2 separate regions of the Homo sapiens genome follow, and region 2 is linked to region 1. Evidence: chromatin contacts called from ENCODE Hi-C or POLR2A ChIA-PET data. All regions are on one chromosome and are shown on one strand. The core of a region is the stretch at or near the end of the contact, and the rest is flanking DNA. Distances in the headings are between cores, read along the strand shown. Region 1 overlaps MSN (moesin). Region 2 overlaps MSN (moesin).

Region 1 (6,733 bases), core at 2,245-4,744:
AAGATATGCTTTCTGTCTTCAGACCTCTGAAGGACTATCATAAGAAGGAGGGGGGCAGTCACATTCTGTGAGTCAGAGGGACAGAGGTGGACCCCACAGGTGAGAAAATACAGGGAAAAAGATTTGAACTCAAGGAATTGAGCATTTGGCCCTCTTGAGGCCAAGGCAGGTCAGGTCAGGAATCAGTAGAGTTATGTGTTCATAGGCATTTGGGGGATGTGAGCTCTTCTCTCTCTAACTTGATGAGGCATAAGGGAGGAAGTCCGTTCTGTCTGGCTCTTGGGACCCATCATTCAAGGAGGCCCTCCTGGTAGAGCCTGGGCCTGGGAGGAAGGAGCTAGACTCCTTGGCAGGAATTGGCAAAAGCTTTATGGCCATCCTGGAACGCAGCAGTCATCTGGCCAATGACCAGAGAGGAAGCCAACCAGAGAGGAAGTACTCCTTGGCACCAGCAATAAATAATAGGCAACAATGGGATGCCATAGCTTGAGGAAGTCTAGGGCCTGGTGGGAAAGGGAAGTAGGACTCATAGTTTGTCTCATTTACCTCTCTTCTTGTGAGTGTGCTACAGCTAGAGGGGAGAGAGAACATGTTTTGCTATAGTGATTTTGTCACTTGCTTCAACTTCTAAAGCTTTTGATCTTGGATTACCTAGGTGCCACTAAAGGGCTGTGCTCAAGGACAGAGGTGAAATCTCAAAGCATCGATTCATTCATCTATTTACTGATTCATTTAATATTGACTGAAGGTCTACACTGTCGAACACCATCTCTGTTCTTCAGGAACTTGGAGTTCCTTACCTATAAAAGCATAGAAAGGCACATGCAACTCTCTACCCACAAAGAAAGAAATAAACGCCCTTGAGGTCAGGTTCCATGGGGTGATATATAAAGCATAGGATTTAGAACCAGCCCTGAGTTCAAATTCTGTCCTGTTACTTCGCTGTGTGACCTTGGATGGCTCATTTAGCCTCTCAGTACTTTCCTTTCCTTTGTAAAATGATAATCATGCTAATCTCAGATTTTGTGATTTAATCCTCAAATAAGTAAAATGCCTGGTGCATACCAAGCATTCTAATATTGGTGGTTCTTATTAAGGACTAAAGTAGGTGGCATTGCCCTGAGAGTTCAGATGAGGGAGCTATGAAATCAGGAAGTTCTTCTGGCTCAGTAAAGTACTTAGGACTTGAATACTCTGCAATAAGGACAGTAAACCTTTTTTTTTTTCATTTTATAAAATAACTAACATATATTATAGTAGGAGGATCTCCATCTTACAGATGAGGAACTGAGGCTTACAGAGGTGAAATTATCTGTTTAAGGTCATATAGCTAGGAAGTGGTATAGCTGGGGCTTAAACCAGGGCACATAGCATTTCCAGTTTTTCTAATGCTTTTGATCAACTGTCCTCTGGAACCTTCTTCCACTTTACCTGCTTCCAAAACTTAGAACCCTAGCTAGGTTGGGCATGGTGGCTCATGCCTGTAATCCTAGTGCTTTGGGAGTCCAAGGTGAGAGGATCACTTGAGGCTAGGAGCTTCAGACCAGCCTGGGCAACATAGCGAGACCCCATCTCTACAAAAACTTAAAAATTAGCTGGGCATGGTGGTGCATGCCTGTAGTCCTAGCTACTTGGGTGGCTGGGGCTGGAGAATCACTTGAGTCCAGGAGTTCAAGGTTACAGTGAGCTATGATTGCACCACTGCACTCCAGCTTGGTTAACAGCAAGACCCTATCTCTAAACAAACAAACAAAAAACGATAAAAGAAAGAAACTTAGAACCTCAGCTGAGTATGTTCTCTGTTATAGAGCAGGTGACCACTTGACCACAGGCAATGTGTAATAACAGAAACAGCAATAGTGGTAGCCCATCTTGGTGCTTTCCAGTGGTGCAATAATTTGCTTTCAGGTGGGTGGCTGATGCAGATGCTGCCAAATCTGTAATGGTATCTTGGGGGTCTCAGGTGTTTGGGCATTGATGCAGTTTTGCACATTGTTTCTCACACAGTTCTTCTCTTGTGGCTCCAGCATTACTCCCTCATTCTCCTCTAGGCGTGCACGCTCGTGTGTGTGTGTGTGTGTGTGTGTGTGTGTGTGTGTGTTTGGAGACAAGGTCTCGCTCCGTCACCCAGGCTGGAGTGCAGTGGTGTGATCTCACTGCAACCTTCGCACCCCACAGTCTCAAGTGATCCTCCCACTTCAGCCTTCCAAGTAGCTGGGACCACAGGTGCCCACACCAGCTATCTTTTTGTATTTTTAGTAGAGATGGGGTCTCACCATGTTGCCTGGGCTGGTCTCGAACTCCTGAGCTCAAAAGATCTGCCCCGCCCCAGCCTCCCAAAATGCTGGGATTACAGGATGAGCCACTGCGCCCGGCCATGCTCTGGGCTTTTGAAGTGGCTGATGACATCACTAGTTTGTTTACTCAGATAAATGCATGGGGGATTCAAGAAGAGAATTTCTGGGCTTTTGAAGTGGCTGATGACATCACTAGTTTGTTTACTCAGATAAATGCATGGGGGATTCAAGAAGAGAATCTCTGGGCTCCTAAGCTGACCTGATCTCCGCTCCCCTCTACAGACCTCAGATGTAGGTTGCCTCCACATGTCAAAAGGAGGTAAAGGGTTTTTTTTTCTTGCTTCCAGAAGCTCCTGATAATTAACGAGGATGTACTCCAAGGCAGATCTTTTCTTTTCACTGCACCTCAGTTTTCCATTTTATGTTGCTTGAACCCTGTAACTCTCCACAGTCATGGAGCTGAGTAGAATACACAACCTCCAGTTTCTTAAGCTAGTGTCTTAAAAACTGAAGTCCTACTTTCTTTAGGTGTATGGGGCAGGTTCCAGGAGGGATACAAAGCTGTGAGATGAATGTGGTTTAGTATTCTAGAGCATTAATTTTACTTGCAATAATTTTAAAAATTCATTATTTATGGAGTAGAATATAAAATTTGCACAAATAATTAAACCTGAGGCTTCAAAGAAATTATAGCTGGGTTACAGCCATCTACCTATTATCTCCCCCTACCCCATCCTACCACACCCCCTATGTCCCTTGGGTATATGCATTCATTATTTTCTGCTGCTTAAGGATTTTTTCCATGGGAGCTTTGAGAAATACTGGCTCAGATCCGATAAGCTGGCTGTCGGGTCAAAGGGAGCCAATAAAGAATTTTCTTTTTCCTCAGGGATAGGACCATTTCTCAGAGTGGAATGATAAGGACCCTAGTCACTGGAGCCACAGAGGTTATTCCTGGAACTGGAAGCTAGATGCTAAGCTCTCACTTGAAAATAAGGTTTCTCTTTCCTCTGGAATGGAGGTCTCAACTGGAAGCAAAGCTGGAAGCAAGAAAAACTTGGCTTGGAAAAGGGGTTTAGAGTTGCCTGATAAAATGGTTCACAGCACCCCCATGGGCCTTAGAGATTTCCTTGTAGCCTGGGGTCAGGAGTCATCCATTTTTGTTCTTTGTTCTTTTTCAGTTTCAATTCTGATTTCAGACCATATTTCCTTCCCGCCACGTCCTCAATTTCTCACTTTGAGACTTCAGTGCAGGCTGAGAGATATTACTCATCTCTTTAAGCCCTAGAGCCTAAGGAAGTGGAACATTTATGTTTCTGATTTCTTTATGTTCACAAAGGAAGAGACAGTGCTCAGAGAGATCACCCTCCCTCCCCCCAGCACTGAGCCTGAATTCTCTCTTTTTTTTTTTTTGACATCACTTTAGGTATTACTTTGCCCAACTTCTCCTGAGTTACTCTGGATCTCAGAACTACTTTAGTCACCATGATCCTTCTCTCTCTCTCTCTCTTTTTTTTTTTTTTGAGACAGAGTTTCACTCTTGTTGCCCAGGCTGGAGTGCAATGGCGCGATCTCGGCTCACTGCAACCTCTGCTTCCTGGGTTCAAGCGATTCTCCTGCCTCAGTCTCCCAAGTAGCTGGGATTACAGGCATGTGCCACCACACCCAGCTAATTTTCTATTTTTAGTAGAGACGGGGTTTCACCATGTTGGTCAGGCTGGTCTTGAACTCCTGACCTCAGGTGATCCACCTGTCTTGGCCTCCCAAAGTGCTGGCATTATAGGCATGAGCCACCACACCTGGCTAATCCTCCTTCTCTTATCACACCCCTACTCCCACCCAATAGTGAAACAGACAACGTGGTGCAAAAAGAGGCTAACGGTCTCACTCCTGGGATTTCTGGGACTGGCTGCATAGTCTGTGCCTACCTCACTTCCTTTCAGTCTTGGAGTCTCTTAGCCTCTACAATTAGTCTGTTAGTACAGGCAAAGACCAGTTGCTGCTTGTCTGAGTCCATTTTATGTTTGTTTTGTTTTGTTTTTGTTTGTTTGTTTGTTTGTTTGTTTTTGACAGTGTCTTGTTCTGTCACCCATACTGGAGTGCAGTGGTGCAATCTCAGCTCACTGCATCCTCCACCTCCCAGGTTCAAGCTATTCTTCTGCCTCAGCCTCCCGAGTAGCTGGGACTATAGGCACGCACCACCATGCCCGGCTAATTTTTTTGTATTTTTAGTAGAGACCAGGTTTCACCATGTTAGTCAGGATGGTCTCGATCTCCTGACCTCATGATCTGCCCATCTCAGCCTCCCAAAGTGCTGGGATTATAAGCGTGAGCCAACACGCCCAGCCCATTTTATGTTCTTATAATAAAATACCTGGAGCTAGTTACTTTATACAGAAAAGAGGCTTATTTGTCTCCTAATTGTAGTGGCTGTAAAGTCCAAGAGCATGGCACCAGCACCTGCTCAGCCTCTGGTGAGGGCCTTTGTGCTGTTTCATAATGTGACAAAAGGTCAAGTAATTCACAGGGACAGGGGTCCCCATGACTGAAACACCTCTCATTACATACTACCTCTTAATGATTCTACCTCCCAGCACTGCCACACCGGCAATGAAGCATCAACATGAGTTTTGGTGGGGACAAACCACATCCAAACCATAGCACTGCTCTACTACTTCTGTTCCAAGTCTGTTCTCCCCCCATGACCTAATATCCTGGCCCTCATGGTCCATCTTCTTCTCTTCAGCATCTTCAGTGGGTCTTCTCTCTCTCTCTCTTTTTTTTTCTCTCTCTCTCAGCTGGATTGTTTCTTGGATCTTGCCTTTTCCCACCAATTGCATCTGGACACACTATTCTTCTGCAACCCTGTGGAAAATGATTAGAACTGTTAATTGGGCCTTGGGCCCTGTTTAGATCTAGGATGATATACAAGGTGCTTTAAAAAAATCTTTTCTGTTCACGCCCACCCACTACCTTCATCCTCTGCAAAAAGCCAATATTACATTTCAACATAAGCATTCACATTTCTCCATCTGAAACTTTCTGGCAGTTCCAGCTGCCTATTGACTTAGAGTCAGGGAATCAACTGGCCATTGAATTCTGGAAGCCTTTTGAACTTTCCTCATTACCTCCCACCCCCACTGATCTTTTCTAAACATGTTTCTAATTATCCACATCAGCAAGAGGTAGCTGGGAAATGGGATTGTTTTTATTAACCATTTGCAAAATAACCTTGTAATGTAATTAGTACAATGATAGAACTTAAGAGAAAAAAGAGATCATTGAAGCCATACTCCCCAATTTGGATAGATAAGGAAGGCGAGGCCCAGAGAGGAAATATGCTACCTTGATATCATACAGCTAGTTGGAGACAGACATGAACATTTTGCTCAGGTTTCCTGATACTTGATCCAAGCTATGAAGGGGAAGGGTGACCTGGTGAGCAATGAAGGTCGATGACTTGGGGGACATGGCTTCTCCCCAAAGTGGTTGTCGCTTGGGTCTAGTGGGAATGCCAGGAAGCATATCTCGATGCAGAAGTGATCAAAGTTTATTACCTGGATGGGAAATTTGGGCCAAAGGAGAGACAAGGCAATTAATCACTTGAGAAGCTCAGGAGTCGTAAGCTCATATGAGTACTTGGCATTAGGACATAGCATGCTAGAGAAGAAAAGGTACAAGCTCTATAGTCAGACACATCATGGTTCTATATGGCTCTGTAATTTTAGATGCATTACCTCTCTAAGCCTTAGTTCCTCATCTATAATATGGGTATAATTGCTATCTCACAGGGTTGTTTACTGTTCAGCGCCTGACACATGATTGGTGCTTAATAAATATGAGCTACTTTTTTCTTTGGGGTCTCTGAAGCTCTAGATTGTAAACTCTGGGTGTGACTGTGGGGCCTGACTTTGGATGCATAATAGAAACTTTGTGGATACAGTGTTAGTGTGTGTATGTGTGTCTTTGTGAGTGAGTGTGTGTGTGCATGTGTGTGTGTGTATTTTGAAGGGAGATATTAATTTGTTCATAAGGGAAGGACATCAGCAAAACTGGGTCCTTGTTCCCTGCTTCCATCTCCAGGTATATTTCTATGATTCTTTCTCACCTTACCCTTACCCTCCACTTGCATCCTTCTCCCAAAAAACAAAATAAAAAAGACTGCCTAAGGCCAGCCTGACCTCATTAGGATGTGGCTCAGCTTCACTGCTGCCATCGACAGTGGTGGGTATGCTGGGGTTGAGCTGAGGGCCAGACTATTAACATGCTAATGTCAGGGACTAGAGAACAGAGCTCATCTGTGTTCTCTTGGCAAGCCTCCTTTTCCTGCCCACTGTTCAGCCAGGAGGCTCAGGACAACAGGGGGCACCTCAGCTGCTACACTGAGGTACTTACCCTATTTCTACCCTCATTTCCACCCTAAACCTGTGTAAGAG
Region 2 (6,733 bases), core at 1,556-4,055, 35 kb before region 1:
TCAGCCTCCCAAGTATAGGCGTGCACCACTGTGCCTGGCCAATTTTAATATTTTTAGTAGAGACAGGTTTTTGCCGTGTTGGCCAGGCTGGTCTTGAACTGTTGGCTTCAAGCAATCTTCCTGCCTTGACCTCCCAAAGTGTTGGGATTGCAGGCGTGAGCCACCACGCCTCAGCCACTGAAGTGGGTGTACAACCCCCCACTGCTAAATTTGACTGGCTTAAAAACAAACAAACAAACAAACAAAGAAGAGCTGTGGAAGGGCCTGTCAATTATCAGAGAAGCTAGATTAGAATCCCCTTCCTAACAACATACACATCAGGAATCTTGTCCAGGTGGTAGGAAAGTGGAATTTTGCAGAGCACTCAGCTGTAGGTGAGCCACCAGTTGAATAATTGAGGAAGATAGTGATTTGTGAAATACAAATATTTTGAAAGAAAAATTCTAGCCTAGTGGTCACTGGTCCTGGTCTTAGAAGCTTTCTAACTTGAGAGTATTGATTATGTTGAAGGAACCAGGCCACTAGAGGAGAAGCAGAATTACCAGAAATGCTGGCTCTATTCTGCCCACTCATGGCAGGCCCCACCTTTCTCTTGCCTTTTTATTCCCAGACTTCCACAGTTGGTGGGGCAGAGTTCTGCTTGCCCAGCCTTTAATCCTGGAACCTCTGCTACCAGAGGTTGACCCTGACTGGGCTAGGCCCACAGGCCACTGCAGGCATTATTCCCTTCCCCTTCAGACAAACAGGAAGCTGCCTGCACACTCTTAGTGATTGGCACTTTCAGGAGCTTTGTGAGGCAGGGAGTTTGAGATCAGGTTCCAAAAGGAAAAGGAAATGACATTTTAAATAATTTTTTGGGCTACTTGAGAAGGTGTGGATCCAAAGTATCTCCAGGCATTTATTGTAGGCCAGGCTTGCAGGAATATCTGTGTTTCCATACTTACTTGCTGTTTGACCTTGGAGAAATCCCTTAACCTCCCTGAGCCTCCACTTCTCCCGTTGGTAAAGTGGGAATGATTATGTGTTAACCTCAGAATTGGTGGGAAACTTGGATAAGTTAGCAGTGGAAGGCTCTGAAATGTTAGCTCGTAGAAAATCAAGTGTTCAGGATTCAGGTGCTCAGAGAAGTTTAAATCATGTTTTAATAGTCTCTGTTGACAAAAGCAGTAGAGTATATCAGTAGATGAAAGACTTTCAGCTCACCACTAAGAATAGTTATGATCCTTAAACGGGTGAGCCTCAGTTATCAGAAAATGTTCACTTCTGTGATACAGCTCATTTATAGACCATTTAGGACCAATGAGGCATTGCCATATAATCATCTCTCAACCATCCATAATAAAACTCTCTTCTCGGCCAGGCGTGGTGGCTCATGCCTATAATCCCAGCACTTTGGGAGGCTGAGGCGGGTGGATCACGAGGTCAGGAGTTTGAGACCAGCCTGACCAACATGGTGAAACCCCGTCTCTACTAAAAATACTAAAAAAATTAGCTGGGTGTGGTGGCGAGTGCTTATAATCCCAGCTACTCAGGAGGCTGAGGCAGGAGAATCGCTTGAATCTGGGAGGCAGAGGTTGCAGTGAGCTGAGATTGAGCCACTGCACTCCAGCCTGGGTGACAGAGCGAGACTCTCTCAAAAAACAAACAAACACACAAACAAACAAACAAAAAAATCCCCTCTCTTCTCAGCTACCTGTGGACTGCCTGTTCTAAATAATGTGAGCTCAGGGAATACAGGCTCTTCTGATAATCCAAATAACACATAATTAGTTATGCAAACGTGTCCTAAAAGTTTCCAGGGTGAAGTGGTTAGGTTGCTGTTGCTGAGTAATCCATAGAGTATTACTCTTATGTTGATGTGGGTAACTGACCTTAACTATAAGGAAAATGGTGAACTTTGCACTCTGGAGCAAGGAAAGTGATAGGCTTCTACTTCTCAGGTCATTTGTGCCTTCACTGACCATCCCTCCAGCTGTGAACTCAGGTAGAGGCAGCATATTTATGAGAATCGGATTAGAAAGGAGGCAATCCTTCAAAGATCGGAGGTTGAGAAGACATGTTTGAGTGTGCCCTGCATGGACTTTTATTCCAGGGAGAGTCGAGTAGTTCTCCCTTCATCACACTCTACTGAGATTGTCCTTTGGCAAGAAGAACCAAGCTTAAAGAAAATCTTAAAAGAGCCATTAGGAACCTCTTGGGGCAAGTTCTTCTGGAACCTCTAGCTGCTTAACATCCCAGAAAAAGAAATTCTAGGGTTAGGAAGCTGGAAAGGATTTATAATTTTAGGGGATAGCTGCCCATTTTCCAAATAGTTTTCTGTTTAAAATAGCCAAGTCAGATGCGAATTGAAGGAATCTCTTGACAGGTTGGCTGGCATTGCCCTGTAATTTTTTTCCAGTGTCCAAGTAATGATAATTCTCTATATTTGTAACAAGTTTCATAGTTGTAAAACTCTTTTTTATTGTTATTACTATGTCATTTGATATTCATCAACTCTCTACAGTTGGCAGGTTAGGAATTATTATCTTTTTTAAAATTATTTTTTAAAATAGAGACAGGGTTTCACTGTGTTGGCCAGCCTAGTCGCGAACTCCTGGGCTCAAGAGATCCGCCCACTTCGGCCTCTCAAAGTGCTGGGATTACAGGTGTGAGCCAACACACCCAGCCAGGAATTATTATCTTTACTTTTACATAAGGGAAAACTGGGGCTCATAGACTTTAAGTGGCTGCAAAAATTACTCAGCTAATGAGTAATGGAGACAAGGCTTGATTGGGAGACAGAAGACTTTGGTTTTCGACTATGCACGGGGTGGAGTGTGGGAAGGGAAGGCAGTGTTGTTTCATAAAGGCCTGGACTTAAGCTCTGGTCATGGTTAGGTCAGAGTTCTGAAGCTAGAAAGGAAGTTTCAGCTTTAAACATTTGGCCCTTCCCCCGTTCCAGTGGTTGCCCAACCTCTTTTCAGTCTCTCTTCTAAATATTGTAAGTCAAGACTAATGTTTAGAGAGAGAGCACTTGGGGGCTGTGTGGGGATGGCCACCTGTTATATTTGTGTCCTGCCTACTTGGGGCCTGGCCTGACTCTGGTTTTGCAACTGGCTTCCTGTGTAACCCATTCTTGGTAGTGTCAGACCACTGCCTTCAAGGCTAATTGTGCTTTCCACCTGGTTGAGCCAATAACTTATTTTGTTTTGCCATGCTCCTGGACATATGGGAGTTGCTTATTAGTAGGTGAGAATTGTTTGGGGGCTGCTTAGACCTAGCTAATGTAGAGTCTTGTTTGTACCTTGGTGGGAGCAAGAGCATCAATCCAACTTTTTGTTGAGAGGAAGAGGTATTGGAGAATCATGGAAAAGGCACTCTTTTTTAGTTGAAGAGCTGTTGTTTATGCTGGGCCTTGCTGTTAGCTTTCCAGAGCAATCTTGACCAAGTCCTTGCTCGTTTTTGGGCCATAGCCTGTTCCACAAGAGGTTGGTTTGGCTAACCTCTGAGGGCTATTTCCTGCTCTGAAACTCTGATTTATTCAGAAATGTTATACTCCCCTAACAATGGAGGCTGGTCTGCCCTCCCATGGGTACGGGAATGGTGGCACACATCTCAGAAATGGTTTTGTTCTGTGCGGAACTGAGCCAAATGGACAACTCTACCAGCTCCAAAAAGTTGGAAGTGGTCAGCTGTGTCTGAATTTTGTAAGGGAGCATAACTGGGTGGAGGGGTGAACAGGCATCATTAGAGGCCGGATGTGGATGAGGAGGGAAGAAGTGCCCTGGAGAGGTAGTTCATAGAGAACCCACCAGAAACAGGTGATAAGCTGACATCATGAGGTAGATGGTTTATCCCAGTCTGTGGCCAGGTAGTTCCTGGTCACAAGCAGTTGGTACGCCCTCAGGAATGTGATACCATCACATGGGAATGTGTCACTAGAGCAGCCAAAAGGCTGTGGATGCAGGAAGAGCAGCTCTCTCTTGTCACCATTCCCTCTGTGAAGGGTGGGAGATTCTTAAAATTGGGCCATAGAGACCATATGTGGCAAATGAAAAAAACAATTCACAATGGCAGATAGGACTGGTCCTTTAGAGAAAGGAAAAGTTGTAATGCTTGCCTGATGTCAAAGCATGTGGGGTTGGATTTGCTAGTTCCAATACATTTTAATTTTTTTTCTTGTGGACTTGAAGCAAGGTTTGGAAAAAGGGGGAAATTTGAACTCATGACCTTTGGAAACCAGAATGAAGCTTAATGTTGACTGTTAGAGCTGCCCTTCTTATAGTAGGGGGCTGAGTTTTGCATGGAGCCATCTAGGCTCCCTGCCTTCTGATCTACCTTGGCCAGGGTGTACCTGGGGAAGTCCAGCTTGCCTGTGTAATTGATCTTGACCAGTTTGTAGGAGCACGTGTAGACTCTGATTAATTGGTTTGGGTTAAGGCTTTGGGAATCAATATTTTCTGAGCACTCCCACAGGGAATTCTAACATTGGGCAAAGGTTGATTACTGCATCTCTAATAGAAGCCTCTCCTTGCTACATGTGACAAAACTGAACCAGAGAAAGGGGAGGGAGGCCTGTGCCCATGTCAATATGGCATGGATACAGCTGATCTGAGCACTGAGCTAATGCTTTTTCCAGGGCTCTTTGGACTCTTCTAACAGTTCAATTGGACATCCTCTAAACTTGGTCAGAGGTCCAGAAGGAGATAGTAGTTATGGCCCCCAACCCAAAAGTGCTGGAGGAAGGGGTGGGGTTAACTAATTGCACCCAAGGGAGGTGAGCAGCCCTTTTTAGAGAGTGAGTTCACCGTCTGGGCGTGAGCAGACCAGTGGTTGGGGGAAAGGGGAAGGATAGAACAGGATAGGAGGTGAGTAATGCTGTGGGCATCAAGACATTCAGTTAGTGGGAACATTATAGGGAGCTGGTGAGCTCAAGGACCTGGTGACTTCACTCCTCAGATCCATGTGGACTTGCAGGGCTGGAGCCCTGTCTCAGTGTCCAAGACGTGTGTCTTGTGCCTGGGAACTGAGGACTGCTTGTTCTCTGCTTCCTGCTTCAGCTGGATGGCCTTTACGCTTGATTAGGGAGTGAGCCCAGCCATAGAGCAGCCTCTCCTTGGCCCCAGCCCCTACTGCTACTATCCTTTCAGAGTGGATCAAGCTCTCGCGCATATTGGGGCACACTGTATCACAGTGTGGTCTTTGATTATTTTTCCACTGTTTTACATGTAGTATCCCGAGTAGAGAATAAGCTCCTTCTATGGTAGGAAAGGGGGCTTTGTTCCAAGTCCTTCCTAGGGGCATGGGAAGGTGCTTAATGGAGAGAAGCAAGCAGCATGAGTAGGACACTTTGGGTTTCTTTTCTCTCGCCAGTATCAAAAGGAACTTTTCTTAGGAGAGAAAGGTAACTGGGAGCTTTAGGGTGGATATAGTACACACTTCATTCTCTGGGGTCCAAGAATTATGTCTTTTTCCTACTAGGTGGGGAACCCCTTGAAGTAGTACTTGGCATAGTCTCTGTATTCCCAGTGCAGAGTAAAATACCCCACACTTTGCAGGGGTTCAATAGCTGCTGAATTGGTTTAAGGGCATTTTTTGTCTTATCCTCTCCCTTGAGTCAGATTAGATTCCCCAGAAGCCCCCTATCTCCTGGCTGAAGACTATGGAAGCTAACAGGGGAGGAAAGGAAGGGCTGCATCCACAGTTGGCTGTCTGGCACCTCTTGGATCCAGAAATCCACCTATAATTCTTAGCAGTAGTTAACTTTTCAGGTGTATATACTTTCACATGTAGATGTTTTTTATTTCTTTTTGTTTCTTTTCCTTTTTTTTTGAGATGGAGTTTTGCTCTTGTTGCCCAGGCTGGAGTGCAATGGTGCAATCTCGACTTACTGCAACTTTCGCCTCCTGGGTTCAAGTGATTATGCTGCCTCAGCCTCCCGAGTAGCTGGGATTCCAGGTGCCCGCCTCCACGCCTGGTTAATTTTTTGTATTTTTAGTAGAGATGGGGTTTCACCATGTTGGCCAGGCTGGTCTTGAACACCTGGCCTTAGGTAATCCACCCACCTCAGCCTCCCAAAGTGTTGGGATTACAGGCGTGAGCCACTGTTCCCGGCTCTTTTCTTTTTCTAGAGGAGGAACAATTGTGAAGAGCCAGGGTGGGAGGTTAGAAGGTAGGCACTCCTGAATGGTTGTTTCTTCCCACCACTTTTGAGAGAAGGGCCAAGCAGATCATGAACATCCTAGACTTAGTCCAGAGGAGAAAGGCCTTAGTGTAGTGTTGGCCACTAATGGAGGTCATTAGCCGTGGAGCTCTGTGGTGGCCTTCTTTCATTCTTAGCCTCTCACTCCCATTGAGTTTGGCATCCTTAGCTTGATTTCCTTTTATTCTCCAAACCTTTTCTGAGGGAATAGGGAGAGAAGCAAGGCACACATGTTCCTTTGCTTCTTGAGCCCTTAATTGGCCAGCTGGGAGGGATCCCCTTCTTGCTTCTTTCTTCTTCATGCATGCCTGTTGCTCTCTAAGGTCAGGGATTTGAGCCAGAGGCCTGGGAGTCAGGTACTTTATGGCTCAGCCCCTGGCCTGGGGCCTCCTATTGTGGGGATCAGCTTGGCCCAGGGCCTTCCTAGTATGAGAATGGAATGAGCTTTTGTGGAAGATGGTTAGTGGTCTAAGCTTATTATCTATTTTTTCTGCCAGTGCCTTTGCATAGGAAGGGAGTAGGCTGCTATGTATGATCAATTGGTATGTGGGC

Evidence for each region. A loop is a pair of places that touch in the nucleus more often than their neighbours do. ChIA-PET counts read pairs that join two places held with the same protein, here RNA polymerase II (POLR2A). Pooled maps may share reads with other maps.
Region 2: a map of CD8-positive, alpha-beta T cell shows a loop between it and region 1 (3-fold over the local background). The contact joins two enhancer-like sites. A Hi-C loop is called at or near these places in 13 of 168 maps with a recorded cell type or tissue (CD4-positive, alpha-beta T cell, CD4-positive, alpha-beta memory T cell, CD8-positive, alpha-beta T cell and 8 more), 31 of 37 single-sample maps with no recorded cell type and 18 of 50 pooled maps. POLR2A ChIA-PET finds 5 or more read pairs at or near these places in 21 of 52 experiments (AG04449, AG04450, CD4-positive, alpha-beta T cell and 14 more).

The regions. Positions count from the first base shown.
Region 1 is chrX:65,720,342-65,727,074 of GRCh38, forward strand. All of the region lies in intron 2 of MSN (moesin), which reads left to right. Among named protein-coding and RNA genes, the nearest start is that of MSN, 56 kb to the left of the region's middle. RefSeq lists a silencer at 2,446-2,740. Within about 2 kb of position 3,495, at least 6 of the 41 ENCODE cell types and tissues checked have a DNase peak (open chromatin) inside an H3K27ac peak, as active enhancers do.
Region 2 is chrX:65,685,711-65,692,443 of GRCh38, forward strand. The region is part of intron 1 of MSN (moesin); the gene reads left to right. Among named protein-coding and RNA genes, the nearest start is that of MSN, 21 kb to the left of the region's middle. RefSeq lists a silencer at 2,815-2,864. Within about 2 kb of position 2,806, at least 4 of the 41 ENCODE cell types and tissues checked have a DNase peak (open chromatin) inside an H3K27ac peak, as active enhancers do.